2 separate regions of the Homo sapiens genome follow, and region 2 is linked to region 1. The links are chromatin loops, found by intact Hi-C in ENCODE. Cell type or tissue: transverse colon. All regions are shown on one strand. Each heading gives the region's core, and the rest is flanking DNA. Links, peaks and the distances in the headings are about the cores only.

Evidence for each region. A loop is a pair of places that touch in the nucleus more often than their neighbours do. Peaks named below come from ENCODE experiments on the same cell type or tissue, not always from the same donor. Only the 100,000 strongest peaks of a DNase experiment are listed, where the experiment ranks them.
Region 2: it touches region 1 in a loop (2.4-fold over the local background); 1 of 110 quality-filtered maps calls a loop at or near these places.

Annotation. Positions count from the first base shown.
Region 1 is chr7:4,405,213-4,421,340 of GRCh38, forward strand. It overlaps LOC124901578 (a long non-coding RNA gene), which reads right to left and starts at 11,304. Exons shown (of 2, transcript XR_007060197.1): 1 at 10,884-11,304; 2 at 7,695-7,935. In transverse colon, for the core only: no CTCF peak of the experiment used is centred there; no DNase peak of the experiment used is centred there; H3K4me3 peaks cover 734 bases.
Region 2 is chr7:4,067,209-4,083,336 of GRCh38, forward strand. SDK1 (sidekick cell adhesion molecule 1) reads left to right here. Exons shown (of 45, transcript NM_152744.4): 20 at 630-728; 21 at 9,790-9,981; 22 at 12,255-12,376. Among named protein-coding and RNA genes, the nearest start is that of FOXK1, 610 kb to the right of the region's middle. RefSeq lists a silencer at 11,909-12,125. In transverse colon, for the core only: no CTCF peak of the experiment used is centred there; no DNase peak of the experiment used is centred there.

The DNA.
Region 1 (16,128 bases), core at 8,140-12,139:
CCTCCCTCTGGGTCCCTCCCATGATACATGGGGATTATTACAATTCAAGGTGAGATTTGGGTGGGGACACAGAGCCAAACCATATCAGATAAAGAGTGAGTTATTATGAGATCTGGTTGAAAGTGTGCAGCACCTCCTGCTCTCAGTCTCCTGCTCCTGCCCTGGCCATGCGATGACATGCCTGCTCCACCTTCATCTTCTGAAGCTTCCTGAGGCCTCCCTAGAAGCTGAGCAGATGCCAGCACCATGCTTCCTGTACAGCCTACAGAAAAGGGAGCCAATTAAACCTCTTTTCTTTATAAATTACCCAGTCTTGGGTATTTCTTTATAGCAACACAATAATGGCCTTATACAAGAGGAGAATGAGGAGGATGAGTAAGAGGAGGAGGAGGAAAGTTAGGAGGAGGAGGAGAGGGAAGATGAAAAGGAGGAGGAGAAGGAGGAAGAGGAAAATTAGGAGGAGGAGGAGGAGACAAAGGAGAAGGAGGAGAAGGAGGAAAATTAGAAGGGGGAGAAGAGGGAAGATGAGGAGGAGGAGGAGAAGGAGGAAAATTAGGAGGGGGAGGAGAAGAGGGGAGATGAGGAGAAGAGGGGAGAAGGAGAAGAAGGAAAATTAGGAGGAGGAGGAGGAGAAAAAGGAGAAGGAGGAGAAGGAAAATTAGGAGGAGAAGGGGGAGAAGAGGGAAGATGAGGAGGAGGAGGAGAAGGAGGAAAATTAGGAGGAGAAGGGGGAGAAGAGGGAAGATGAGGAGAAGGAGGAGAAGGAGGAAAATTAGGAGGGGGAGGAGAAGAGGGGAGATGAGGAGAAGAGGGGAGATGAGGAGAAGAGGGGAGATGAGAAGAGGGGAGAAGGAGGAAAATTAGGAGGAGGAGGAGGAGGAAGGAGGAAGAATAGTCTAGATAAATGCATTGCATTGGCATTGAAGTCATTTGCAGCCATTGATTTTCAGAATAAAGTCTGGGGAAAGGCCCCCCAGGAAAGTTGATTCTGCAGTGTTTCTGTAAATATTCACTCTCCTGTCCCTTTCCGTCTCTCAAGATTCCCAGATCCTCTGCCACTAAGTTGAATTATCCTTGCATGTAGACCTGAAATCTGGTTGAGAAGCATCTTTACTCCCTGTTTGCCTAACTGAGAGGCTTCACGGAAACTGGATGCTATTTTGATCAAAGATCAAATTCCCCCATCCCTTTCCAGGATGGTTCACCTGACAGCAACCAAGACCCAGGTTCTAAGTTTACGTGGGAAAATTGCCTCATTGACTATATGAACCCAATGACTCACTTCAGAGAACAAAGACCTTTTAAGTGTACCTAAATCCTCAAAGCAAGGCAGAATGCACCACGTAATCTTTGGTGTGTGAATTTCCCAAACAGAGCTTCAATCACAGAAGCACAGTCTTCAAGAAACCCTGCATATTTCACACACACTCCAGCTTCTGGGAGGGTCCATTGCTCAGTGCTATCAGCCCAAGCCCTCGGTGTGAAATGAAAAACACACTCAACATGTGAAACTCAAGTCGGACCACATGCTAAAGCAGGGACAGTGAACTTTGTAAAGGGCCAGAGAGTAAATATCTTTGGTTCTGTGAGCCTCATGGGTTCTGTCCTAACCACTCAACTCTGCCTCTACAGTTCAAAGGCTGCCATAGACAGCACATGAACAAGTGAGCATGGCTGTGTTCCAATAAAACTTTATTCGCTAAAACAGGCTGTAGGCCATAGTTTGAGGATCCCTGTTCGAAGGAAAAGAGTAATCTGGAAGGTTTGTGAAATATTTATTTCAATTGTCTCAGAGTATGTGTGTGTACATGTATAATGTGTATTATATATGCCCTTTGACTACATATTATGTATATATATTTTGACTATATATTGTATATCTACACTTTGAATATATCTCATGTTTATACAATATTTAATACTTTAAATATATTTCGTGATTTATTATTTTTATTAAGTTAATATAAATTATTGTTTCTATTGTATATTGATATAACATATTTTGTTATAAACTATTTTAATTATTATATTATATGTATTAATTAAATAATAATATAATTCATATTGTATATGATATGTATGCAAAATGGGATTATATATGCACGTGTGTGTAATGTGTATATGTATATATAATAAACATACATATTTATATATAAGAAATCAAACATATAAGTAGCTTTGAATAGATTCAAATATATAACTATAATACATATTTATATAGAGAGAAGAAATCAAACATATAAGTAGCTTTAAACATACTTGTAGGTTTGATTCCTTCTCTACCAAGTCTAGGAACTGAATATACATGAAGCACAATGGTTATTTGTTTCCTGTGTCCACACAAAGTCTATGCTTTGGGCTCTGTAAGAGTAGCACAATGTTCCAGATGTCCATAAGGCACAAAGAGTGGAGATGCTGCCCTCATCCCTGAAACCTGGTCACCCCTTCCATCTCCGTGGTCCTGTGACCCATCCTTTCTAGACACTGGGGAGCAGTCCAAGGGTTTCAGTCACCCTCAAAATCAAACACTTCATCTTTTGCAGGTCTTTATGCCTCCCAGGTGGGCAGAAATTATTTTTCTTTTTTACTCAACAAATACATATATATAGACACAACAAATATGTGTATAATATATATTTTATATATTTTATACATATATTATTATATAATATATATTATATATATTATAATTATATATAATATATATTATATATATTATAATATATATAATATATATTATATATATTATAATATATATAATATATATTATATATATTATAATTTATATAATATATATTATATATATTATATTATATAATATATATTATAATATATATTATATATATTATATTATATAATATATAATAATAATATATATTATATATTATTATATAATAAAATATAGATTATATCTTATATAAGATATATACTTATATCTTATATAAGATATATACATATATCTTATATGATATATATTATCTATTATGTAAAAAATATATATTATATAATATATAATATAAAATACATATATTATATATAATAAAAAATATATATTATATAAAATATATATTATATAAAATATATATATTATATAAAATATATATTTGTATATATATATTTTTTGAGATGGAATCTTGCTCTGACACCAGGCTGCAGTGCAGTGGTGCAATCTCGGCTCACTGCAACCTCTGCCTCCTGGGTTCAAGCGATTTTCCTGCCTTAGTCTCCCCAGTAGCTGGGACACTGGTGGGCACCACCACACCCAGCTAATTTTTGTATTTTAGTAGAGACGGGGTTTCACCATGTTGGCCAGGATGGTCTCCATCTCTTGACCTCATGATCCACCCGCCTCGGCCTCCCAAAGTGCTGGGGTGACAGGCGTGAACCACCACACGAATATAAATTTTTTAATTTCTACTTTATTTTACATATGGGGGTACATGTGCAGACTTGTTACGTGGGAATAAATATTGCGTGATGCTGAGGTTTGGAGTACGGATCCCATCACCCAGGTGGAGTGGAGTGTTGAAAGGTATTTCATCAGCCACTTCCCTCCATCCCTGCCTAATAGTCTCTAGTGTCTATTGTTCCCATATATTTTTCTTTATTTGAGACGGAGTCTCACTCTGTCGCCCAGGCTGTAGTGCAGTGGCATGATCTCGGCTCACTGCAACCTCCCCCTCCAGGGGTTCAAGCGATTCTCCTGCCTCAGCCTCCTGAGTAGCTGGGATTACAGGCATGCATCGCCACATCCGACAAATTTTTGTATTTTTAGTAGAGACGGGGTTTCACCATATTGGCCAGGCTGGTCTTGAACTCCTGATCTCAAGTGATCCAACTGCCTCAGTCTCCCAAATTGCTGGGATTATAGGCATGAGCCACCGTGCCCAGCCTATTGTTCCCAAATTTATGGCCTTGGGCACTGAATGCTTAGTTTCCACCTATAAGTGAGAAAATGTGGTATGCAGGAATTACTAACAAAGGAAAATAGAGCTACAAAAGCATAGCTATCATAGATCTGAACTCACTCTCCTGCCTATCAAAGTTGACTCCAAATCGACAGTTTCTTTTAACTCCACTTTTTACTTTACTTTTTTTACTCATTTTCATTCCAAACAACTGTTTTTCTAATGGCCAGATAGGCTGCATCTTAGAGAAAAAGAAATCAAACATGTTCACTTTTATTGCCCAAGAAACACCTTGGTCATAGCAGCTGCCTTACTATTTATAAAATATATGTGATTTTTATTCTACCCAAGTTGAAATTTATGTGCATTTCTATTATTGTCCAAAAGTCACCCCCCCAAAAAAAAAAGAATCACTTGGAAACTCTTTTAGTGGCAAATAGGGAACAAAAATGGAACAGAGACAAATGAGTGTGCAAGGCCACCTGCTGGAAAAAGGCTGGTGTATTAGTGGGTTTTCACATTGCTATAAAGAAATACCTGAGGCCGGGCACGGTGGCTCACGCCTGTAATCCCAGCACTTTGGGAGGAGGCCGAGGCAGGCAGATCACCAGAGGTCAGGAGTTCGAGACCAGCCTGGCCAACATGGTGAAACCCCGTCTCTACTAAAAATGCAAAAAAATTAGCCGAGCGTGGTGGTGCATGCCTGTAGTCCCAGCTAGTCAGGAGGCTGAGGCAGGAGAATCACTTGAACCCAGGAGGCAGAGGTTGCAGTGAGCCAAGATCGTGCCACTGCATTCCAGCCTGAGCAACAGAACGAGACTCTGTCTCAAAAAAAAAAAAAAAAAAAAAAGCGAGACAGAGAGAAGAAAAAAGAAAGAAAAAGAAAAAAAGAAAAGAAAAGAAGTACCTGAGACTGGAAAATTTATAAAGGAAAGAGATTTAGTTGGCTTACAGTTCTGCAGGCTGGGCAGGAAGCATAGTGGCTTCTCTTTTTGGGGAGGCTTTGGGAAGCTTCCAATCGTGGCAGAAGGCTAAGGCGAAGCCGGCGTCGTACATAGAAGGAGCGGCAGCAAGAGAAAGGGAGGGGAGAGGTGTCATGCGCCTTTAAACAACCCAATCTCAGGAGAACTCACTCACTTTTACAAGAACAGCACCGAGAGGATGGTGCTAAATCACTCAAGGGAAATCTTCCCCGGTGATCCAATCACCTCCACTGGGCCCACCTCCAACATGGGGGATTAGAGTTCCACATGAGATTTGGGCAAGACACAGATCCAAACCATACCAGCCAGTATGCAAAGTTCCCAGGCACTTGGCATCCAATAAGAGGATGTTTCACACAGGAGCAAGGCAATAACCCCATTCAAGTGATTCCTGCCCCCTCCGATTCCTTTATAGTGCAAGGCAGCAGAGAACAGGGTCTTCTTCCAGGTCAATGCCAATGTGCATTCAGCCGTGCCTGATCCCCCATGCCTTTCTGCGGGGTTCCAGGTACCACTGCTGCACAATAAGCCACCCCAAAACTCGGAAACGTGAAGCAATTTTTTTTTTTTTTTGAGACGGAGTTTCACTCTTGTTGCCCAGGTTGGAGTGCAATGGCACAATCTTGGCTCATCACAACCTCCGCCTCCCGGGTTCAAGTGATTCTCCTGCCTCAGCCTCCGGAGTAGCTGGAATTACAGGCATGCACCACCACGCCCGGCTAATTTTGTATTTTTAGAAGAGACAGGATTTCTCCATGTTGGTCAGGCTGGTCTCCAACTCCCAACCTCAGGTGATCTGCCTACCTTGGCCTCCCAAAGTGCTGGTATTACAGGCGTGAGCCACTGCGCCCAGCTGAACCAATTGTTTTATTATGCTCACATGTTCTGTGTGTCAGGAATTCAGACACAGATCTTCAGGGACAGCTTGTCTCGGCTCCTCCACCACATCTGGAGCCTCTGCTGGAAAGACTTGAAAGCTAGGGGTGGCTCTTTTGAGCCCTGGGCCCTGAAAACATCTAGAACAGCACCATCCAATGCAGCAGCCACTGGCCACATGTGGCCGTTGAGCACTTGAAATGTGGCTAGTGCTAATGAAGAACTGAATTTGAAACTATATTTTAACTTCAATTAATTTAAGTTCAAATAGCCATACATGGCCAATGGCTATCATATTGGATCGTGTAGATCTGGAGTCAATCTTGATTTTGTATCTGGAAGTTGGTGCTAGCTGCTGACCTGGACCTCAGCTGGGCTGGTGGCTGGAGCACCTACATGTGATCTCTCCCTGTAGTCTCTTTGCATGGGCTAGTTGGGCTTCCTCATAGCATGGCAGCTGGGTTCCAAGAGTAAGCATCCCCTGAGACTCAAGGAGAAGCTGTATCACCTTTTTTTTTTTTTTTTGAGACAGTCTCACTCTGTCGCCCAGGCTGGAATGCAGTGGCGTGATCTTGGCTCACTGCAAGCTCCGCCTCCCGGGTTCGTGCCGTTCTCCTGCCTCAGCCTCCCGAGTAGCTGGGACTACAGGCGCCCGCCACCATGCCCAGCTAATTTTTTCTGTATTTTTAGTAGAGACGGGGTTTCACCACGTTAGCCAGGATGGTCTCGATCTCCTGACCTCGTTCGTGATCTGCCCGCCTCGGCCTCCCAAAGTGCTGGGATTGCAGGTGTGAGCCACAGTGCCTGGCCTGTATCACCTTTTATAACCCCAACTTTGGGAGTCCTATAGTGTCATTTATGCCAGGGTCACAAGCCTACGAAGGTTCGAGTTGAGGGAACATAGATCCTATCACTTGATGGAGGACTCTCTACATCAAATTGTAAGAAGAGCAAGTAGACTGGAAGGTGTTGCTGTGGCAAGAGGACAGTTCATATTAAAATCAGTTATTGGCCAGGCATGGTGGCTCATGTCTGTAATCCTAGCACTTTGGGAGGCTGAAGTGGGAGGATTGCTTGAAGCCAGGAGTTCAGGACCATCCTAGGCTACATAATAAGACCTTGTCTCTACAATAAAAATTTAAAAATAAAACATTAGCCAGGCGTGGTAGCACATGCCTGCAGTCCTAGCTACTCAAGAAGCTGTGGTGGGATGATCACTTCAGCGCAAGAGCTCAAGGCTGCAGTGAATTATTATCATACCAGTGCACTCCAGTCTGGACAACAGAGCAAGACCCCATCTCTAAAATAAATTAATAAATAAAATAACACAATCAGTTCTATATTCCTGTGCAATAAACCACCCAAAACCTGGCAACTTAGCAACAATTATTGATTTTGCTCACAATCTGCAGGTTTCAAAGAAGACAGCCCACCTCTGCTCCAAACAGCATCACCTAGGGCAGTTTATCCTGGTATTGAAGAATCTACTTTCAAGATAGCGCACTCACATGTCTGGCAGGTCGGTGCTGGCTGTTGCCCAGGAGCTCAGCTGGGGCTGTGGTTCAGGGCTCTGCATTTCTCTCCATGTGGGCCAGTCTGTGGGCTGCTTGGGCTTCCTCACAGCATGGTGGCTGTGTTCCACAGGTGAGCTTCCAAGGCAAGGTATTTTTATGACCCCACCTTGAAAGTCACATTGTATCATTTATATTGTACTCTATTGGTGGAGACAGTACCAGGGGCTGCCCAGGTCCTAGCGCAGGAGACGAACATTCATCCACTAGGTCAGAAGGGCGAAAATAACGCACTGCAAGGGAGGTACGTGGGGTGGGAGGCGTGGAGACTATCTTCAGAAAATGCAGTATACTATAACCAAGTCCAAACTCACTCTGCTCACTGTATAATAGCCAGTAAGTTGAGAGACAAGGAGTTGGAAAGCAAGGAAAGTGACTTTATTTGGAGAGCCAGCAAAGCAAGAAGACAGACCAGTTTCCTAAGAAACCATCTTAAGTCAGTAAAACGTTCAGCCTCCTTTTATGTTAAGAGGAGGGGAAAAGGAAGGAATTGGGATCAAGAGGTGACCGATGACTGCAGATATCCGTATGCCAACGAGGATCTGTAAAGGCCAGGAACTTCTCTGTCCTTGATCAGCTCACAATGCTCCTGCAAATCTTTAACAAAACCTAGTTAGCTGCTTATACACTTTTCCTTTCATCCCAGAGTTAGTTTCAAAAGCTACTGATTGCTGTTTTTGCATTATTATCTCAGTGCTCTAAAATTATCCCAGCCTACGTGCAGGGTAAAGGATCCTTAAACAAAAATGGGGTGAGTTATACTGGTTCTTCTTCTGTTTAACTGTTACAGTACTACACATGGGAAGGTGAGAGTCTGGGGTACCCTGTTGGTCCTGTGCCTAGAAGGCTTTTTGAGCCTGCAATGCATATTAATGGTCTTTGTCTTTCCCAACACATATTTCCCAACACACATTCACCTCTATTGTTTTGAGACAGAGTCTCACTCTGTCACCAGGCTGGAGTGCAGTGGCATGATCTCGGTTCACTACAACTTCTGCCTCCTGGGTTCAAGCAATTCTTCTGCCTCAGCCTCCCGAGTAGCTGGGACTACAGGTGCCCACCACCACACCCAGCTAATGTTTGTGTTTTTAGTAAAGATGGGGTTTCACCATGTTGGCCAGGATGGTCTCGATCTCTTGACCTCGTGATCCTCCCACCTCGGCCTCCCAAAGTGCTGGGATTACAGGCATGAGCCACCACACCCGGCCACATTCACCTCTATTCTTACTGTTCTCTTTGAGCCCACTTTTCGTCAGCATCCTGGAAGCTATGGTCCCAGTTTACCCTTGCATCCTCTATTTCTGATCCTGTGTCTAGTATTAGCTAACTCTTCATTTTCCCTGTGGAATACAAGCATATCCATTTTTTATTTTTTTGAGACAGGGTCTCGCTCTGCCACCCAGGCTGGAGTGTAGTGTCACGATTATAGCTCACTGCGGCCTCAACCTCATGGGCTCAATCAATCCTCCTGACTCAGCCTCTCAAGTAGTGGGATGACAAGCATATACCACCATGCCCAGCTAATTTTTTTATTTTTAGTAGAGACTGAGTTTCACCACGTTGCCCAAGCTGGTCTCAAACTCCTGGGCTCAAGCGATCCTCCCACCTTGGCCTCCCAAAGTGCTAGGATGACAAGTGTAAGTCACCACACCTGGCCCATATCCATCTCTTAAATAGAAGAGTTTGGTCTATTTGAGCTGCTGCCAGAAATGTAAATCAAAGAGGGAAACTGGTAAAGATTTTCATATACAGGTCCCGGGGGAAAAAAGAGAGTGACAGTTGGCATCAATTAAAAACTGATTGTGGGGTTTTAATTACTGTTATTTCTAACCACTGCTCATTGCCTTGTCTGGCCAGGAACCTGTGTTGGCATTTAAGAAGTCCTTCTGGGCCAGGCGCAGTGGCTCAGGCCTGTAATCCCAGCACTTGGGGAGGCTGAGGCGGGTGGATCACGAGGTCAGCAGATCGAGACCATCCTGGCTAACATGGTGAAACCCCGTCTCTACTAAAAATACAATTAGCCAGGCGTGGTGGTGCACACCTGTAGTCCCAGCTACTCGGGAGGCTGAGGCAGGAGAATCACTTGAATCCAGGAGGCGGAGGTTGCAGTCAGCCGAGATAGTGCCACTGCACTCTAGCCTGGGCGACAGAGCGAGACTCCGTCTCAAAAAAAAAAAAAGAAAGAAAGAAATCCTTCTGTTGCAGGGGCAGATGAGCTCAAAAATGGGGGCTCCACTCAGGAAGATAGTTGGCTTCACCCAAGAAGGAATTCAAGGGTGAGCCAGTGCTAGAAGAAAATAGCTTTATTGGCCAGGCAAGGTGGTTCATGCCTATAGTCCCAGCACTTTGGGAGGCCAAGGTGGGAAGATCACTCGAGCCCCAGAGTTCAAAACCAGCCTGGGCAACATGGAGAAACCCCATCTCTACAAAAAAAAAAAAAAAAAATAGAAAAATTAGCTGGGCATGGTGGTGCATGCCTGTAGTCCCAGCCACTAGGGAGGCTAAGGTAGGAGGATCATCTGAGCCTGGAGAGGTCGAGGCTGCAGTGAGCCATGATCATGCCACTACATTCCAGCCTGGGTGACAGAGTGAGACCCTGTCTCAAAAAAGAAAGAAAGAAAAGAAAACAGCTGGTTTGAGGCAGCAGTGTACAGGCCAGTGACTGTTTCTGCACAGTAGGGTTACCCCCATAGGCAGTGTGTGGAGAGCAGCAGCCCCGAGGCAGTTCTGCCATCATATTTATTCTCATGTTTAATTACATACAAATTAAGGGGTTCTTCAGAAATTTCTAGAAAAAGGGCGGTAACTTCCAGGTGTTGCTATGGCAATGGAGAACTGTCATGGCACCAGTGGGAGTGTCTTGTGAGACGAAAGAGGCGCTTTCCTCTCTTCCCTGTTTCTGCCAGTCTTCAGTGTGGTCCGGAGTCAAGTCAAGCCCCGTCTCCTACCTCATTTCCATGGGTGCACTGATTCTTCTGACATACTAACTGCTTTTAGGGAGAACTTACATTTTAGGGAGGGTAGAGGGACAATAGACACATATGCAATTAAGTGCATAGGCTCATTTTAAATTGGGATATATGCTTTAAGGAAAATAAAAGTGCATAATAGGGCCAGGCACTGGGCTCATGTCTGTAATCCCAGCACTTTGGGATGCTGATACAGGAGAATTGCTTGAGGCCAGGAGTTCAAGACTAGCCTGGGCAACACAGTGAGACCCCACCTCTACAAAAAAAAAAAAATTAAAATTAGCCAGGCATAATGGCACACACCTGCAGTCCCAGGTACTCAGGAGGCTGAGATGGGAGGCTCGCTTGAGCCAGGAAGGTTGAGACTATAGTAAGTTGTGATTGCACGACTGCACTCCAGCCTGGGCAACAGAGTGAGACCCTGTCTCAAAAAAAAAAAAAAAATTTAAGTACATAATGAGGTCGAAAGTAATGTCAGAAATGTGAATAACTGTAGCCAAAATCTAAAATAATATTTGAGAAAAGCTATACTGAGCTGTACTGAGCACCGAGGATTTTCTTCAAAAATCAAGTTACCTTCTAATTGAAAGTGAGAGCGTGACTTGTCTTGCCGCCTGAAGGGTGCCCCTCATGCACTACTCGAAATATTCCTTTCATTTAAACAAAGTTTTTGAGGCCCTTTGTACTCTGCATGTGAACACCAAGGGCAGCCTGATTTAGGAATGAGTTTCATTCTCATTATTCATTAAAGAACATTTGTTTCCTCTCCACCGGGGAGCTCTGCCGACTGTGCAGGCATCTTTTTGACGATTTTCTTTCAATTCTGCTTATTGATCCAATGAAGAATCCCAGTACTTCTCTGGGAGTTGGTTTACATTCTACATTTTAAGACGAGGAGCCAGGAATGTAAGTACAACTGTAAAAAGGAAAAGAAGGCACGATGGAAACAGAGGCTGTGCAGGAGCGTCCGTCTGCCTCGCCGTTATCTCTGGGGCAAGGTGCATTGGCTCCCTGGGGTTCTATGACCACAATAACTGACTTTCATAAAACCCGTGGCAAAGTGAATGATAGAATCTCAAAGCTGTAAATGGCCTAATAAATCATCACATTCAAACGTCCACGCGCTGCAGATATCTCTACCGTAATGTTCCTGATAAACACGCATCCGGTTTCTGTTGGGCCAGGTCCAACGTTGCTAAGACTCCACTATGGCGGCTCCACTTGCCCGGAGCTTTTCCTCTTAAGCGTCACCCGCGGATCCTGATATTGCTTCTGGACTGTCTGCCAGCGCCCCTCCTGCCAGATCCTTCAAGCTGACTCTAATCAGGCCTTTATAGCCACCGTTCCAACTCAATCACCCTTTGTCAATTTCACCAGGCCTTCCATGCTGTCAAACCCAATGCTCAGTCTTCAGCTCTCATCTGATTTGTTCTAGTGGCAGCGTTCCACACAGCCGATCGCTTCCGTCTCATTGAGTCATTTTCTTCATTTGGCTTCCAGGACACCAAAGCCTCTCTGTTTTCCTGCCGCCTCCCCAGCTGTGCCTTCTCCATCCCCTTTGCTTCTTCCTCCTCCCCTTCTCCTCACTTTCTAACTCCGGAGGCCATAATCTCCTCTCTACCTACGCCCCGTCCCTTGGCGACCTCATCCAGACTTGTAGCTTCAAGTCCCATCTACGTGCTGATGGTGCTACAAGTATGTCTCCAGCCCAGTCCTCTCCCAGCAATCTCAGACACAGAATCCAGCTTCCTCCACTTCACTGATGTCCTAACTGTCCTTCCAGCTGGCACCTGCCCTTTAGGGTCGGTTCCAACAGAGTCCTCCATGAAGATGGAGTCAACATTTTACAAGACGCTCGTTGACCTCAGTCATCTCTTACCACTTGTGCTCTGGTTGGTCTTGGAACACTCTGGGCCATCTCAAGGCCTTTGCTCAAGCTTCTCTGTGATTGACTACTTGTCTGAATATATCCACAGGGCCCCTCACTCACCTTTCTGAGCTCAGAGTCTTTACGTTTCAATAACTAGACACGCAATTTTTTTCTTTTGTAATCTCCCGGACTATCTTGAGATTCAGTTTTGTTCTGAGTTTTCTTTTCCTTCCAGATGGAAAATCTCTCTCTTGCTGGACACCATAGGGTAGGGAAAGAAAAAGAAATGGAGGCATGAACTTGAAGATGTGGGGTGTGATCCCCATGCTGGCATGCTCTGGCTGTGTGTGTGTGTGTGTGTGTGTGTGTGTGTGTGTGTGTGTGCTCCTGGGAAAGTTATTATCTTTGGACAATGTTCTCTTTGTGTGTAACATGAAGATAATATCCACCTGAAGGTTTTCATGCAGATTACAGGAGAAAATACATGCGAATTTCCCTGGATGGGTTGGGGGTCACCGCTATACACGAATTCTTGTTCCTTAAGTCTTCTCTTTTTGCTAAAAAAAAAAAACAAAACAAAATACCCTTGTTCCATGTTGATCTTGTTCTTGTGATGGATGACTTGGGGTGTCAACTAGCTGAATTAAAGGATACCCAGTTAGCTGGTAAAGCACTCTGTACTCCCAATCATGGCATGAATTCTTCTGAGTGCTTCTCCAGGCACAGAGACCCTCCCTCTTCTCCTGAAAGCGAAGCCTGGGCAGTTTGGCATTTGATTGGAATGATTGGGCTGCCCCAGGTGTGTCTGCGACGGTTTCTGGAGGCAATTGGCCTGTGAATGGGTGGACTGAGTGGGGAAGATCTGCCCTCAGTGTGGGCAGGCACCATCTAATCCACTGGGGGCCCACATGTAAGGGCAAATTATTGCTCTCTCTTCCAGAGCTGGGAGATCCTCTTCTCTGGTCCAGAGGCATCAGAACTCCAAGCTTTGACTCTCTGACTTTTAGACTCCACGACATGGACAAACAGCCCCTGGGCTCTTAGACCTTTGGCCTTGAACTGAGCATTACACCATCACCTTCTTGTCTCTGAGGATGTGGACTTGGGCTGAGTCACACCACCAGCATCCCAGGGGCTCCAGATTGCAAAGAGCCTGTCATGGGACTTGCCAGCCTCCATAATTGAGGGAGCCAATTATCCTAATGCATCTCCTTCCATGTCTCTCCCTCTATATCTGATTGGTTCTGTCTCCCTGGAAAATCCCAACTAAAACAGACAACATTTTGATATTTTGCCCCAAAGAATGTCGATAACTCTTGGTCTTTTTGCTCCTGACTTAGCTTTCAAAATCCATCATGTTTAGCATTTGTGCACCTCCACCGATTCCGACCCTCGGTCATCTTGACACCATTCTTACAGGCTCAAGCCTATGTTTGATACATACTCCCAGGTACATGATGTTCTTTTCATATCCTCTGTATCTCTTAACCCATCCAAATTAATGAGCATTCTCCCATGTACCAGTGGCCCATCACACAGATTCCATTAGATATTTTCCCATTATCATTTCATTAGGCCCCTTTATAATTGCACAGCCAGAGCTTTGTCATTCACAACTCCCCATGCCAACTGAGCTGCACTTTCATAGACTGTCACTCATAATGAAATTCTAGCAATATATGGTCTCCAAACTGTAAAAGGAAACTTTTCCAAAATCTAGGATATACCTGAGGTGGTGTGCAGCATCCACAGTTTCTTGCTTACATCAGCTCCAAATTCCCCAGTCATGTTCTATAGTTCCTGCAATTTCATGGCATAAATTTGCAATTATTCAAAACATTTCACCCAAAGGAAAAAACTAATCCTGATAAATTCACTGGAAAATATTTCCAGACTTACAAAAACAACCAATAACACCTCCACCACCACCAAAAAAAATTACAACATTTACATGAATGACTTTAAAATCTGAAGAATATATTATGGGACTCATTTTATGAGACAGTGTTTTTCCATTTTTAATGTTGAGTGTGTATTAGGTTTCAGGTACTCTTCTAAACCTTTTAGTTATTATCTAATTTGATTATTTCAGAAACCATAGGAGTTAGACACTCTTTAAAATATTTTTTATTTTAAAATAATTATAGATTCACAAGATGTTGTAAAGGGAGTGCAGAGAGGTCTCACGAAAACGTCAACCAGTTTCCACCAATGGTGACATCTTCTTTTTTTTTTTTTCTTTTTCTTCTTCTTTTTTTTTTTTTTTTTTTTTTTTTTTGTGTGAGATGGAGTCTCACTCTGTCACCCAGGCTGGAGTGCAGTGGTGTGATCTCAGCTCACTGCAACCTCCGCCTCCCAGGTTCAAGCAATTCTCCTGCCTCAGCCTCCTGAGTAGCTGGGATTACAGGTGCCCGCCACCACACCCAGCTAATTTGTTTTATTGTATTTTTAGTAGAGACAGGGTTTCACCATGTTGGCCAGGCTGGTCGCAAACTTCTGACCTCATGATCCGTCCGCCTCAGCCTCCCAAAGTGCTGAGATTACAAGCGTGAGCCACAGCACCCACCCAGTGACATCTTAATTATAGCAGAATACAGAAAAACAGGAGTTGACATTGGTACAACATGTGCAAGCACTTCCATGTCATCTTATCACATGTAGGTTTGTATAATCACCACTATAATCGAGACACAGAACGGATCTATCCTGACAAAGATCTGCGTCATTCCACCCCTTTCTAGCCACTCCTCAGCCTCCATCATCCCTAATGCCAGCAACCACTAATTTATTCTCCATCTTTATGATTTTGGCATTTTGAGAATATTATAGAAATGGAATTATACAGGATGTGACCTTTTGGGACTGGCTTTTTCACTCATCATAATGCCCATGAGATCCAGCCAAGTTGTTGCCTGTGTCAATAGTTTATTTCTGGCCAGGTGCAGTGACTCACACCTGTAATCCCAACACTTTGGGAGGCCGAGGCAGGTTGATCACCTGAGGTCAGGAGTTTGAGACCAGCCTGGCCAACATGGTAAAACCTTGTCTCTACCAAAAATACAAAAATTAGCTGGTCATGATGCTGGGTGCCTGTAGTCCCAGCTACTCGGGAGGCTGAGTCAGGAGAATTGCTTGAACCCAGAAGGTGGAGGTTGCAGTAAGCTGAGATTGTGCCATTGCACTCCAGCCTGGGCAACAAGAGTGAAACTCTGTCTCAAAAAGAAAAAAAAAAGTTTATTTCTTTTAGTAGGGAGCAGTATTCCATGGGATGGATGCACCACAAAACACCAATTAACCATTCACCTATTGAGGGACATTTTGGTTGCTTCTAGTTTGGGGCTTGATATATTTTAGATATTTGTCCCCACCAAATCTGATGTTGAATTCTAATCCCCAATGCTGGAGGTGGGGCCTGGTGGGAGGGTACTGGATCATGGGGGCGGATCCCTCATGGTTTGGTGCTATATTTGTGATAGTGAATTCTCACTAGATCTGGTCATTGAAAAGTGTATGGCACCTTTCCCCAGTACTCTCTCTCTCTCTTGCTCTGGCCGTGTGACGTGCGTACTCTCCCTTCACTGCCCGCCATGATTGGAAGCTTCCTGAGGCCTTCCCAGAAGCTGAGCAGATGCCAGCACCAAGCTTCCTATACAGGCTGCAGAAACATGAGCCAATTAAACCTCTTTTCTTTATAAATTACCCAGTCTCAGGTTTTTCTTAAAACAACACAAGAATGGCTTAATACAGGACTATTACAAATAATACTGCTATGAACATTTGATTACAAGCTTCAAGTAGACACAACTTTTCATTTTTCTGGGATAAATGCCCAGGAGTACAATTGCTGAACCATATACTAAGCATATGTTTAGTGTGCCAATTTTCCAGAGTGCCTGTATCATTTTACAGGTACCACAAAGCAACATACGAGAGTTCCAGTTGCTCCATGTC
Region 2 (16,128 bases), core at 5,542-9,541, 340 kb before region 1:
CGCCAGCGTTCAAGCGTAACTCTGCGGCTCTGCCTGCCCGTGTTAGCAAGGGGGCCGCAGGGCACAGAAGCTCCTGGGAAAGGAATTTGTTTTTGCTGGGATTTTCTCAGGCCACTGCCTCGCCCCTCTGGAATCCTTCAGGATACCGATTGGGTTTGGAGCCTGGAGTTCTGGACCAGGTTGGCAGGTGAGCCTGCCCCTGGGCCCAGGGTCCTTTTCTGGTTTGCACAAGGTTACAGATGGCCCCCACACAAGCCAGACACGGGGTTGCATACACCATGGAGGAACACTCAGAGGAGGCAGTTGCTCTTGAGAATCCAGCCAGCCTGATTGTTCTAATCAGATTAGATCAAGGAGAAAGACAGAGAATGGTTTGTGTATAAATCTCCTGCCACCAGTAGCTCCAGTGCCCTGTGTGGCTGGGATGAAGCTGGAGAAAATAATGTGTGTGATGATAGCCAGGATGCCTTGAACACCCTCCTTCTTTCTGCATTCCACTGATGTCTCCTGCAGGGTTTTGCAGCCCCAGCTCACCACTTTCCTTCCATAGTTAGAACCTTCCCCACACATCTGATCAAAAGAAAATTTGGGCTATTGTGTTAACAGATGACTTTGCTTTTAATTGGTAGAACCAGGAGCTGTGGGACATCTGAGTTTCACAGAGATCTTGGACACATCTCTCAAGGTCAGCTGGCAGGAGCCCCTGGAGAAAAATGGCATCATTACTGGTAAGTAGGCCTGTCCTTCAAAAAAGGAAAAGATAAGTTTGTCCTCACAAAAAGAAGTGGCTGTCACTTCAAACCAAACTGCTGACAGCATGGACCCGTGCCCATGGCCTTCTCAAGAGGAACTGAAAAGTCTTCCTGGCCGTGTGGCAGAGTCCCAGCACTGGGACTGCCCCAGTGAGAGCCAGCCTGGTCTGGGGCCCTTTACTGTGTGGGCAGCAGCCATAGTTTGAGATCTGTTCTCCTCGCATGATCTTAGTAGGTGTCCAGAGTCTCTGACCAATGAGAGTCAGTCATGTTATGACACATTTGTTCACATGCGTGTGTCTTGCTTAATTCTCATAGCAGCATGGTAAGGTCAATATCGATATTATGACCATTTTACAGATGAGGAAACTGAGGCCCCGAGAGGGTGGGTGACCTTTCCTTCATTCAGCAGATGGCACTGAGCGCTCCTGTGGGCAGCCAGCCTTCTCAGACACAGCCAGGTGGTGTGACTATGAGGCTTACGTGCCTGTGTCTCAGCCCTCGTCCCACAGCTGTGAGCCGCAAGGGTGAGATCTGGGTCTTCTGACTCCAGATCCCATGTTCTGTCCCCTCCCCACCCTGCCCTCCAGTGAGAGCCCTGAGGAGACTGTGAGGCAGGTACTTCGGAGGAGGTTCTGAGCTGTACCAGGGATGGGGGCTGAGCCTTAGAGGCCCCTGGGCAGTGAGATCTCCTCTCCTGGTTTGAGGGGGTCTCTGTGGGAGACAGCTCACCTTTTTTAGGGTTTTTAATGATTTTATTTATTTATTTATTTATTTATGAGACAGGGTCTTGCTCTCTCGCCCAGGCTGGAGTGCGGTGGCGTGATCTCGGCTCACTGCAACCTCCACCTCCCGGGTTCAAGCAGTTTTCCTGCCTCAGCCTCCTGAAGAGCTGGGATTACAGGTGTGTGCCACCATACCTGGCTAATTTTTGTATTTTTAGTAGAAATGGGGTTTTGCCATGTTGGCCAGGCTGGTCTCGAACTCCTGACCTCAAGTGATCCACCTGCCTCAGCCTCCCAAAGTGCTGGGATTACAGGCGTGAGCCACTGCGCCTGGCCAAATTTTTATAATGTCTCTGAAAAACCTTTTAGGTTAAAGCTTAATTTAAATCTTAGTTCAAAAAAAAAATCTTGGTTTGACAAAAGCAACATAGGCTCTAGCCTCAGATGAGGCTGGGCAGGGCCCCCTGTTCTACTGTTTTAGTCACTCTAAGAGCCTCAGCAGACCTCTGGGATCCTCAGTTACAACTGAGGGGCTGTCAGGAGGACGAGTTGAGAGAAGTTGTATCAGTGGCTGCCCACTGCCTGGCCCAGAACAACTCAGCCTCCAACAGACATCTGTTTTTTTTCTAAACATTACCAAGGATTTCTAGCAAGCCACTTAATCTTCTTCTCTGTCAGCCATATATAGGACACTTCTGTGTCAGCCCTCTCTGGGGGCTTTGCCTGTGGCATCTCATGTCCCGGCAGGGGCTCCTGCGTGGGTATTCTGCAGCCGCACCCCAAGGTTGAGTGAGTTGCCCGTCCTGACGCGAGCGGTCAGTTTGGAGCTGAGCTGCGTCTCCGCTCCGTGGTGGCAGCGTTCTCAGCTGCCTGCGGGAGCCATGGAATTCAAGTGCCTGATTGTTCTGTGAAGCAAGCTTATGCTCTCTGGGTGTGTCCTAGAAGCCTGTGCTGGGACTGTGCTGCCCAGAGACCAAGAGCCTCAGGTGATCTCTCCCTCCTGCCAGGCTGCAGGGTTGGGGGCCGTTTCTTCTCCGCACTGGCGTCCTGGATGACAGCGGCAATGATGACCCTGGCCACTTCCACTGTGTTTGTCACCCTAGCCTTGTGGGATCTCGTTTTGCTTTCTCAGCAACCACACAAGGGGTGTCTTATAACCGAGGCCTGGCGATGACAAGGCTGAGGTTTAGGGTGGTGACGTCCCACCATCACAGCCAATGGGCATGTGCGCATTCTCTCCTCTGCAGCGTTGATGTGGTGGGGGTGAGGTTTGAACCATGCTCTGAACCCCACAGCATGGGATGCTCACTTTCCCCATCCACAGTCCTCTTAGCATCTCCATAATTTCTCAAAGCACCCTGAGGCCACAGAAATGCCTGACGGTTCTGTTTATTAAGTAGTTAGGTCCAAACAACGGAAGTGTTAATATGCGCTAACAATTATAATTGCCATGTAAAAAATACTACACAGTAGTTGAAAGAAATAATACTTGCATTTCTTTTTTCAGTGACCACAGTTAGTTCCTAATGGGATGTCTGCACCCGCCTGGGACTGCCCACCTTCTCAGACCTTGGGACCAGATGGTCCCTCGTCACCCTCATTTCCCGGTTCACTTTGGTTTCCAGGCAGTACTTGTTTCCTTATCACAACATCCACCAAAAACTCTGCTTTGCAAAGACAGGATATATCCAAGGACTCGTGGCATGCTCTGACCCGGAAATGGAGCCACCTCGGGCTGGAGGCTCACGTGTGTCCCACTGGCATTGAGTGTCCTGTGCATCCCTGCAGTGCTCCTGGGAGGTCACTGCAGCATCCCAGGTGCCCTGGGGCACAGTGGGAGACTGTGTTCCTACAGTGACCTCTTTCTACACAGAACTCCAGCTACATAGCAAACCCAGTGCCAACCCCACCACTACTCATCAGTAGAATCTCCTGTAATCATCTGTGCCAACCAGATCCCCTGATAGAGCGGTGTGCCCACAGCCCATACACAAGGTCACCTTGGAGCCAGTGCCACCTCTCAAATTTTTTTTTTTTTTTTTGAGATGGAGTCTCACTCTGCAGCCCAGGATGGAGTACAGTGGCACAATCTCAGCTCACTGCAACCTCTGCCTCCTGGGTTCAAGCAATTATCCTGCCTCAGCCTCCCGAGTAGTTGGAACTACAGGCGTGAGCCACCACGCCTGGCTAATTGTTTGTATTTTTAGTGAAGGCGGGGGTTTCACCATGTTAGCCAGGATGGTCTCGATCTCCTGACCTCGTGATCCACCCACTTTGGCCTCCCAAAGTGTGCTGTGCCTCTTATAAGCATATAGCTGGACTTTGTGGGGTTTTTAATTTTTTGTTTATTTATTTTTTGAAATGGAGTGTCTCTCTGTCACCCAGGTTGGAGTGCAGTGGTGTGATCTTGGCTCACTGGAACATCCGCCTCCCGGTTCAAATGATTCTCCTGCCTTAGCCTCCCAAGTAGCTGGGATTACAGGTGTGCGCCACCACACCCAGCTAATTTTTGTATTTTTAGTAGAGACAGGGTTTTACCATATTGGTAAGGCTGGTCTTGAACTCCTGACCTCAGGTGATCCACCCACTTCGGCCTCCCAAAGTGCTGGGATTACTGGCATGAGCCACCACGCCTGGCCTCACCTTAACTTTTAAAAAAAGTAAATTAATGAATCTGGCTCTGCCTTCCAGAAGCTTATCTTTTGAAGTGCCCACTTTAAATAGTGTGAAAACTCCAGGAATGGGGGGAAGTCACTACTAGAATTGGACACAATCTGTTGCACATTCTGAAGTCATCTGAGAATCGCAAGTGCTGAGTGTGTACAATTAAAAGGGCCTCCTGTTGCCTGGAGTCGAAGGAATTAAGCAAAGGCAGGGGGAACTGAGCAGGGGAGGGCACTATAGACTGCAGGAACCTAGTTTAATCTTGCTTTAAACCATTCAAAGAAAGGAAAAACAAACTAGTGGGAGGAGGGATTTTTAAAAGCTGAGCAGGAGGCTACCATTCGGAAGAAGAAGACTTTCCAGTTCAGACCCTTCAGGGACCAGTTCAGTGGCTGGAATTAGAGCTCTGCTTACCACTGATCCCAGAAACGGGGCTGCCCGGGTAGGAAAGAAAGAATTCTGGCCTACCGTCTGCCCAGTCGCCTTTCAGGTCTGCAGTCGGCCATGTTTTGGAAATCTGGCAGAGACTCCTTGGTAGATGTGTGTACACAGAAGGAATTCCCTTTTTACAGATACACACGTTAGCCCCTGCCCTGCCCTTTGTGAACACAGCACACACTTCTTTCCTGTTTAAAGCTGAAAGAAAAAAATCCATGGGCATAATAATTCACGTTGAGCCAACATTTCACGGCTAAGCAGTGGTTGCCAATACTTCCAATTTATGATCGTCTGTTTCACCAGCTAATGGGGCTTCATGAACTCATTTTCATGTTTTATTTAAACAAATACCTGTAGTTAAAAGCAGCAGTCTGTTGTTTATGGTGGAGCTTGACTTCGAAGCTCGAGCTTTCCTGGGCTGGGTGTAGCCAGAGGCCTGGGTTTGGAGGTGCCTGTGCTGTCAGGGGCAGCAAAGTTGCAGTGAGAGCACCAGGCAGACTCTCTGCAGGTTCCTCTCGGCAGCCACGTTGTCCCCTTCTGTGTGTGGCCTGTGTGTTTTCCCTTCCTGCTCACTGTAATGTGCACCTTGTGTCACAGAAGCTGCAGTGGACGCCTGCAGCTCTTTGGAGGAGAAGGTCCTAGAGGAGATGAGATCGGATGTTATCACCTTACCAGCCCAGCATCACCCTGTGCCCCCAGTGATGCCCGCATCAGGGGAGCTCCCCCCAGCACCCACCATGTAGACATAGTTTTCCAGTGGAACATGCTGGCAGCACCATGAAATTCTATTCTGTGCTGAAGGCAGAGTGTCTCATTGAGAAGAGCAAAAGAAAAACTGTGTTCGTGGGCAAACCTGGCTGCCGGTTTCTGGAAGTGTTGGTGCGGCACCACCATGCTCTCGCAGGCTTCCTGCAAAGGCTGCACCTGCTATTAAAGGCAGCTGCAGGAGCCCAGGATGACTGACGGCTTGGGCCTGGGCTCAGCACCACTTTACGGGCCAGAGGCGCTGTTGGAAACGTAGGTTTATTAGCCCTGGTCTGTGGTGAGCACCCCCAGCTTCCATTTTAATTCGAGGCCTGGAATGAGAGGGAAGCACGGAGTAGGGGGCGGCTGCGCCTGCCCGAGTAAATTGCCCATTGCCCGCTCATTGTAAATTTCAGCGTCCTCCACTCTCCTTCAGTAAACTCTGATTTATGAGGGCCAGGATGCAGACAGACAGTTTGTGATTGGATGCACTGCTCTCTTCTAGAGAATTTACTTTAGATCAACAGAAAATTATTTCTGAAGCTCCTCTGGCCATTAGTCTCAGTTAGGCAGCCATTGGGAGCAGGTAGGATGCCAAGCGGGAGGTACCCCCGCTCCTGGCTCCGGGCGCCTCTCTCCTCTCTCCTCTGGGAGCTGGAAGCAGAGGATGCATCCCCTGGCCAGCACTGCCTGAGCCCTCCACGCACCTCCCCCAAAAGCTGTTGTTCATAAATTAGGGGACGTCTTTCCCACCTCACGCCCACCACTCTGTCTGTGCTCACAGGCATCACACGTCTTGGGCCTGCACCATTTCTGCTGGCGTTTCTCTGCAGATCAGCCTCTCTAGCTATCCGTTTGGTTTTTGTTTGTATCCACAACCATTTGAGCACACTATATTATCAATGTTGATCCTAATAAATTCTATCAACACTGCTCTTCCTGAAGATGCTGGAATTGCCGTGTTTCAGCTCTAGGTCGACATGACAAACATGACGCTGTGTTTCAGTAAATTCTGATGAAAAACAGCTTTTAAACAAATAAAATTTTCTGGCAGACAAGTTGTAATATTAAACAAAGTCTGCTCTTCCCATAGGTTCAGAGTAGACCCCGAGGATCAAATTATTTAGCGATTGACCAGGTGTGACCCACCAAGGTCAGGGATGTCTCAGTTCCCTTGCACACATCAGGAGGAGGTGCTGGAGGAGGAGGCGCTTTGAGAGCAGGGTCTCGTGCACCATGAGAAACAAACTCACCCGTCCAAACCCAAAGAATGGACTCAGAGACCCGGAGAACAGCGAAAGTGAGACTTTTAATGCCGGTCTTGCAAGATCGAGTGTGTGGTGGGCAGGCACACTCAGCACGGCCACAACAAGCGATTTATCCCCTAGTGCTCAGGCCCCTCTCCCAGTTCCTCATAGGCTGAGCACTATGGGGTGGGGCGGGGGAGGTCACAGTCTTCCCGGACATCGCCTATTGGTTGTTGGGCAGGGGGCCGTAGGTGTTTTTTTAGGGTTGTCCTGTTGCATTTTGTTGCAGCCCACAATGCACTGCAATCCTAGTCAGCTCAGGGGGTCTTCAGGTATTTGACTTACGACCTAAGTAGCTGGGCAGGCTGATAAGAACAGACGAAACGAGCTATTCTGCAGGATAGTAAACTTTCATCTTAGACTAAACTTCTTTGGTTGGGGTGGGGACAACTGAGGGATTGGGGGAGGCTGAGAAGCAGGCATTTGCGATTGAAGCAGGGGCTTAGTGTATCCTGTTTCTTCTGTAGTTTGCTGACCTAAGCTGATTCAAGGTACTTTGTCTTGGAAACGGACCATGTATCCATTATTTCCTTCATCCACTGAGGGCTGTCTTGGGTTCCAGCAAGTCCACGAAGCTTTCTGTGGCTTGGTTTCTTCCTTTGTGAAATAGGATAACAATGGCTCCAATTTCAAAGGTGTGTTGTGAGGGTTACATGAATGAATGGGGCAGGCTAGATGTCTTAGACGTCAGGGTGGGCAGATGAGGGAAATGCTAAGATGTAAAGCGAGGGCAGGGCCCAGGCTGGGCGTGGTGGCTGACGGCTGTAATCCTAGCATTTTGGGAGGCCACGGTGGGAGGATCGCTTGATACCAGGAGTTTGAGACCAGCCTGGGCAACACAGTGAGACCCTCATCTCTACAAAAAATTTTAAAAACTTGCCAGGCATGGTGGCACATGCCTATAGTACCAGCTACTTGAGAGACTGAGGTGGGAGAATCGCTTGGGTTGAGTGGTTCAAGGTTGCAGTGAGCCGTGATCACCCCACTGCACTCCAGCCTGGGCAACAGAGCAAGACTTTCTCTCTCTCTCTCTCTCTCTCTCTCTCTGTATATATATATATATATATATATATATATATTTTTTTTTTTTTTTAATAAAGTTAGGAAGGAAATGGGAGAAGGCAAAAATGAGTGGTTGGCCTGGGTAGTCGGCCTTCTCCCCTCTCCCTGGGAGGAGGAAAAGGAGACCAGGACCTGAGAAGCAGCCAGGCGCCTTTGATGAAGACACCACAGAGGATGGTTTAGTGACCCTCCTGGGCCCAGGCAGAGACCCCAAAGGCAGGCAGGCAGCACCACTTGGTGACAACTCACAGGATGGCAGGTGCTCCAAGTGCTCTGGAGGCACCCAGCAGCCAGGCCTCCCCTCTGGTGGCCCTTGTTCCTTGGAGCTCCCCACTGCGTCCGCCCACACGGGAGTCCCCTCAGCCCGCACACAGAAGCTGCCAGGCTGTACGGGGCCTGTGGCACGGCCAGGGGGAGCAGTTTACGACATTAAATTTTTTTCAAAATATAAAGTCTCAAGATGCTGTCCTCTAAATTCTTGTTTACCTGCAAGTGCAACTCCTAGCTTTATTTATTGCTTTCATCAGAATGAGGAGGAAGTTTCAGGTGCGTCCTAGCGCTTCTATATCCCTGAGGTTATTGACTAGAAATAGGGAAGAGCAAGCGTTTTCAGCTGTTTTCTTTTGCCTGTGGACCTATGAGCTCTTTCCACCACTGTCTCCCTCTTTAAAAGACACTTTTAAGTGCTCTCTGATCACATTAACTCCCCTCCACGCGGGTTGATTGATTCAGGAGCTAGTTGGGTCTTATTTCTCCTTTTTTTTTTTTTTTTAAGACAAAGTCTTGCTCTGTCACCCAGGCTGGAGTGCAATGGCGCAATCTTGGCTCACTGCAACCTCCGCCTCCCAGGTTCGAGTGATTCTCGTGCCTCAGCCTTCCGAGTAGCTAGGATTACAGGCGCCCACCACCATGCATGGCTAATTTTTATATTTTAGTAGAGACGGGGTTTCACATGTTGGCCAGGCTGGTCTCCAACTCCTGAGCTCAGGTGGTCCACCCGCCTTGGCCTCCCCAAGTGCTGGGATTACAGGTGTGAGCCACCGTGCCCCGCAGGTCTTTTTTCTCTAAGCCCCAAGTCACAGTGGAATCCCAGGTTGAATAAATTTTCGTCATGAGGCCCCACTGGCCTGAAGAGAGTATAGGGGGAAATCAAATTTATTAGAAAACAGGATATATGAAAAGGGGAGAGAGAGCTAGAAGCAAAACTCACACACTCAGGTGAAAATAAACTTTTCCAGTGCATTGCAAAATGTAAGAGTAATCTGTCAGTCATTTCTTGAAGGAAAAAGTAGAAGTGTTTCCATGAATTAGTTGCAACCGAAGAGCAAGCCATTGATTTAAGGTACAAAAAATATCGGCTTCCAAAAATGAAATGATTGGCCGGGTACAGTGGCTGTAATCCCAACACTAAGGGAGGCCGAGGCGGGAGGATCTCTTGAGCCTAGGAATTCCAGACCAGCCTGGGCAACAGGGGGAAACCCCATCTCTCCAAAAAAATACAAAAAATTAGCCAGGCATGGTGGTTCACGCCTGTGGTCCCAGCTACTCAGGACGCTGAGGTGGGAGGATGGATTGAGCCCAGGAGGTTGAGGCTGCAGTGAGCTATGATTGCACCATTGCACTTCAGCCTGGGCAACAGACTCAAAAATAAATAGATAGATACATACATACATATATACATACATAACATTTTTTAGTGGAATTATTGGTGAAATGCATTCATAATTTGACAAGAGAAGGTCGAATTGAGCACAGCAGGCTGGCAGCTGTCGTCATGTTTCAGTTCACGCACCTGGTGCTGAGGTTACCAGAGCATCCCAGAGGCCCTGTCCTTATGAAGCTCGCCCTGGTAGGGAGGGATGGTCCCCTGTGGTGGGACCGTCACTCCCATAAGCAGGTTTACGAGATCGCATTGGGCACACAGAGGAAGGAGCCTTGACCTGTGTCTCATGTCAGTAGCACAGTGGCTCTAAGCTGCCTTCAGCACATCCAGCCAAGCTCTCCATAGCTCCAAGCCTGCAACGATGGTGCTGTGGAATTCAGGTGAGCCCTTGGCCTTCAGGAGACCAACACTGGTCTGGTCCTGTTGCTTTCTAGGCTATCAGATCTCTTGGGAAGTGTACGGCAGGAACGACTCTCGTCTCACGCACACCCTGAACAGCACGACGCACGAGTACAAGATCCAAGGCCTCTCATCTCTCACCACCTACACCATCGACGTGGCCGCTGTGACTGCCGTGGGCACTGGCCTGGTGACTTCATCCACCATTTCTTCTGGAGTGCCCCCAGGTCAGTAGAATCGTGTGCGGTCCTCCTGCTGTCACCTTTCTCTTGGAGATTCCCGAGGCTAGAAGTTGATTGGCACTTTGGTGTGGAAGCCACTGAGTGCCTTGAAAAGGAGTAGTGGCCTCCTGCCAAGATGCTGGAGGGTAAATGGGTGTTGACCCCACTTCAGCCCCATTCTCCAGAGCATTCCACCACGGCCTCACGTCCCTTCTGTCTTCCCCTCCTGCTTTGGCCTCAGCCAGTTCCCAGAACATGCGTTGAAAGTGTTTAAAGCCAGTTCCCAATGCATATCTAAAATGCCATGAATACTTTCAAAACAGTAGCGATGATTGTATTAGTCCATTTTCATGCTGCTGATAAAGACATACCCGAGACTGGGCCATTTACAAAAGAAACAGGTTTAATGGACTTACAGTTCCGTATGGTTGGGGAGGCCTCACAATCATGGCGGAAGGCAAGGAGGAGCAAGTCATGTATTACATGGATGGCAGCAGGCAAAGAGAGAGCCCGTGCAAGGAAACTCCCGTTTTTAAAACCCATAGATCTTGTGAGACTTATTCACTATCATGAGAACAGCACAGGAAAGACCTGCCCCCATGATTCAGTTACCTCCCACCAGGTTCCTCTCATGACACATGGGAAATGTGGGAGTTACAATTCAAGATGAGATTTGAGTGGGGACACAGCCAAACCATATCAATGATGATGGTGTGTGGTTTAATTGGGTAAAAATTGGTATATATAGCGACCAAGGTTAACACTAGAAGCACATCTGGGTGCAAGTTACCAGAGTTTTCCTGAGATGTCTTGGACATTGTTTATCCAGGGCAGGGAAATGGGTTAGCTGACCTCCGGAAGGCTGTGCTTCCAGAAACACTCTGACGCACACTACGTCTGGAGCCACAGAGTGGAGTGTTAGAGGGGAAACTGAGGCCTGGCTGCTTTGGCCAAACCCCTGATAACCAAGGTGCAGGGAGGCACTGGAGTTGCTGTTCCGTCATTGCCAAGGCTGAACGCTTGTAGCTGGAGAGGGGTCTTAAAGCCTTACCCACTCATCCTGGGTAGTGGCTGGAGGCAAATCAAATGGCGAGGACTGCTTTGGGGACACCATGTTCTGTTTACCGTGCTTGAAGTTTATCGCCATTAATGATTGAAGAACCATTTAAAAATCCAGAGAGCTGAGAAATAGGAAAGAGTCCACTTGTCCTTCAATTTAAACATTTTCTATTTCAAATTCATTAAAAACTAGATGTGGAAAGGACCCTTGAGATCCTACAGACCCTGCCCATGCCGATACTGAATTGATCACCAAAATAGTTTCATTGTCCCTGTGCAAGACCTGGTTTCAAACACCCCAAGCAACAGCAAATGAGGAAAGCATTCCTCAGAGATAGTGAGGTCTGAAAGCTGCCCTAGCCTTGCATTTTTCTTTTCTTTTTCTTCCCCATTTTATCCCCTTATCTTTCTCTAGAGTATTTTGCATGGCACAGTAACACGAAAGCTCTCGTTTTGAACTCATAATGCTACAATTCCGGGTGGGAGATGCTCTTTGGGGAGCGGCATCTGAAGGGTCTCTCATCTAGGAGTAGGCTTGAGCCACGGGCACCCTCAACGGGAGGCTCATTCAGAACCCACCTTCCACCTTATCCAGTTGCCTGAGCAACTGAATAGAAGCAGAGAAAGGAGAGTTCTGCACTTGCACGAGAATTTGTTCGTCTTGGAAACGAAATCCAAGAAGCCTAAGGCTCAAGACCTGATCCTGACCGGGTGTCACGTCGCCTGGGAGCAGGCGATCCTGACCGGGTGTCACGCCGCCTGGGAGCAACCCTGGGCCTATGCACTCTTCCCTCCATCCCTCCGAGGCCGCGGTAATTATGAAAGGAAGTACGGCCCGCTCGTTCTCTGTGTGGTTTGAGGAGCCAGGAAGAATTACATTCATTCATCCTTTCCTCATTCAGCCAGCATCTGTTAATTACCTACGAAGTACAGAGATGCGTAAGACATGACGTGTGCCTGCAGAGTTTCTCATCAGGGAGGCCATGTTAGCGACGTGTCTCCCAAAGCCCACTGGGTCACCCCATTAAAGCAAAAACCATGCACTGATCATGCCCCTGGGGAAGCTGTGCTGCTTCTCACCTTCATGGTTTTGAGAGCAAATCCTTTTTTGGTATAGAATCGTTTTGAAACTGTTTACTTTTGAAGCTGACACGTTTGATACCTTTCCTAAGCTGTGACGGACTGTAAATCTCTCCCTTTCCTCCCTGGTTCCTCTCTAGACCTTCCTGGTGCCCCATCCAACCTGGTCATTTCCAACATCAGCCCTCGCTCCGCCACCCTTCAGTTCCGGCCAGGCTATGACGGGAAAACGTCCATCTCCAGGTGGATTGTTGAGGGGCAGGTACGTGTGTCGTTAGACTGGGAGCTGGCATTTGCGAAGAGCAGTGTTGGGGCCTGTGAATGAGTGGTACCCCTGCAGATGATGGCTTGGGGTGTCGGGGAGATGGGTGTGCTTGGAGAGGGAGAACCAGGGGCTGGAGATAGCCCAGATACCAGGGCAGAATGTAGGAAGACAAAGAACAAGATGTCAGGCCGGGGTCCTACCAGGTGATAAGACAAGGATAAGAAGGGTTAAAATGAAAGTTGTGATTCAAAATAGGTACCCAAAATTGGATAGTGTCGTTGATTGAGTTTTTAAAAATTCTATATCACAATTAGCTACTAAATATACTAATAGGATTAATTGCTTGGTACAGCTTGTGTGTCATTAGCTATGCATTCATTCAACAATATTTTTAGAGACGATTGTTCTATCAGCAGGCACTATTCTGAGCACGGGGGCTATTGCAGTAGACAAAGCTGGCTGAGTTTCTGCTGTCGAGGAGAAAAGTGCTGTCTGGGAAAGAAAGACCTCCAGCTGTGGGAAAGCTGTTATATTTGAGGGACAGCGAGGAGGGTGGGTGCTGGAGGGAGGGGAGCAAGCCCTGCGGTGGCAGGGAGTGAGTCTGGGGAGAGCTGGGGGCGGGTTCCACAGGACTTGAGAGAGTGGACTCCGCCGAGAGACTTCCGGTCCGACTCCAGCTGTGCAAGTGCTGGAGCACGCAGGGGTCCGGGACAGTGCCAGGCTTGAATAGGATCATGCTGGCATTGGTGAAGCCGTGCAATCTGCCACTTCCATGTTCCAATAAAAGCAGGAGGAAAAAGATAAAGGGCCAAATTATGAGGAGTAGTAAAGTTTCAAAATAGTTATTATCTGTAGTAAAATCCTTGTGGTTTTCATGACTGTACTTATGCTATACTGCAAGACGATCCACTCCTGGAAATTGGCCGTAAATTAGGGAACAAATCCTATCTACCTCTTCAAAAGTTTCATTAAGCAAACATTTCTGAAAGTCTAAGGAGGATCCTGAAGGCGCAAACCATCTGGATGGGACTGACCCACAAATGGGGCTGGAACAATTATTTACTTAGGAAAAATAGCAGTAGAGCCCTACCTCACATCATCACACACCAGGGACTGTTGTGGCGTTGAGGGGGTGGGGAGGGATAGCATTGGGAGATACACCTAATGCTAAAAGACGAGTTAATGGGTGCAGCACACCAACATGGCACATGTATACATATGTAACAAACCTGCACATTGTGCACACGTACCCTAAAACTTAAAGTATAATAATAATAAAATTACAATAAAAAAAGAAAAAAGAAAATCAGTCTTCAGCAAATGAAGACTAAATTGATGAAAGCAAACTTTAAAACGCTTAGGATTAAATATAGGACAAGAATCACAATGTCTCATGAAAACCAATTCTACTATTAAAATCCATCTGCAGAAGTAGCCAGGCAATACTTTTAGGCCCGCAGAAGCACGCGCTGTGGTCTTTGGTGTCTGACGATGCCGCATAGCTGAGGCCAGGAGGCAGCGCTCTCTGCAGGCTTTAGAATGTGGTGTTACGCTAGGGCTAGGCAGGCCACAGCGACAGAAACGCCAGCGTCTTCAGGGCTCAACATACAAAAGCTCATCTGTGCATCCAGGCAGGCCTAGGAGTGGATGACGCTCCTTTGGCCCATGTTCCGTTGCCCAGAACTTGGGCAACGTGGCCCTGTGTCACTGCAGGAGAGTCTGAGAGTGTTGCATTTCAGCTCATCTGGGAGGGAAAGACAAGGAGTGATGTGGGGACCCTCACCACAGTTTCTTGGCCATAGTATCCTAGCTTTATGTCATACAACCTGTTTCTTTAATTTTTTTTTTTTTGAGACAGAATCTTGCTCTGTCGCCAAGCTGGAGTGCAGTGGCGCCTTCTCAGCTCACTGCAAGCTCTTCCTCCCAGGTTCAAGTGATTCCCCCTGCCTCAGCCTCCCGAGTAGCTGGGGCTACAGGCACCCGCCACCCACCCAGCCAATTTTTTGTATTTTAGTAGAGACGGGGTTTCACCATGTTAGCCAGGATGGTCTGGATCTCCTGACCTCGTGATCCGCCTGCCTCGGCCTCCCAAATCGCTGGGATTACAGGCATGAGCCACCGCACCTGACCTGTAAAGAGGTTTTACATTTTTAATGTAAAACATCTTAAATATATGCAAAAGGAAGAATAGAGTAAGCCCTCTTATACCCATCAGCAAAAGTCAATGATCCTCAAGATTTTGCTGCATCCATCCATCCCTGGTTTTTTATTGGCGTATTTTGAAGCATATTTCAGACCACATGTCACTTTTCCCCCATACACATCACACATGTGTCTAAAATGCCTGTTCACATGCCAATATGGATGAATTTCACAGGCATAATGTTTAACAAAAGGAAAACCAGACCCCTGCTTGGAGCATATACTGTGTGATTCCATTTATAGAATGTTCCAAAACAGGAAGAAGTAATCTTTGGTGTTGGAATAACAGGTTTTCCTGGGACCCTTGTGGTTACTTACCGTGGGGGTGACAGTGACTGGGAGGGGGCCACCTGAGGAGGGGGCGTCTGGAATGGCAGGAGTGCTGTCTTTTGATCTGGGTGCTTATTTTGTGTATACACCAGTCGTCTGTGAGCTTGCCTGTATGTCTTACTTCAGTGAAAACTTTGGCCAGGCGTGATGGCTCACACCTGTAATCCACACTTTAGGAGACCAAGGCAGGCGGATCACTTGAGGTTGGGAGTTCGAGGCCAGCCTGGCCAACATGTGAAACCCCATCTCTACTAAAAATACAAAAATTAGCCAGGCATGGTGGCGCACGTCTGTAATCCCAGCTATTCAGGAAGCTGAAGCAGGAGAATCGCTTGAACCTGGGAGGCGGAGTTTGCAGTGAGCTGAGATCATGCCACTGTACTTCAGCCTGGGCAACAGAGTGAGATTCTGTCTCAAAAAAAAAAAAAAAAGAAAAGAAAAGAAATTTTTACATGAAAATATGGATGTCTTTTCTCATGATACCATTGTCACACCTGATAAAATTATTATTATTTTTTTGAGATAGAATCTCACTCTGTCACCCAGACAGGAGTGAAGTGGTATGATCTCGGCTCACTACAACCTCTGCCTCCTGGGCTCAAGCAATCCTCTCATCTCAGCCTCCTGAGTAGCTAGGACCACAGGCGTGTGCCACCACACCAGCTAACTTTTTATATTTTTGGTAGAGACAGGGTTTTGCTGTGTTGCCCAGGCTGGTCTCGAACTCCTGAGTTCAAGCGATCTGTCAGCCTCGGCCTCCCAAAGTGCTGTGATTATAGGCATGAGCCACCGCACCTGGCAATTTGAACATTTTAATATCATCTAATAGTCAGTTCACACTCAGATTCCCCCAAATTTTCCAAAACATCTCTTTACGGTGGTTTTGATAAAAGTAGGATTCACGCAGGGTTCACACTATTCATTTTGTTGTCATGTCTCTCAAATTGTTAAAAAAAAATGTTAACAGCTTTATTGAGTTGCAATTGACATACAGGTTTAAACTGCATATATTTAAGATGGACAGTTTGACAGCTTTTGACTTAGCTACACATATACACACACCTGGGAAGCTGTGACCACAGATGAGATAATGAACAGGTTCCTCACCCTCAAAGGTGTCCTTGCAGCCCCCACTATCCCTCCCTACCAACCCTCCCCGTCCCCACAACCACTCATCTGCTTCCTGTCACTATAGGTTACAGCTCTGTTAATCTAGT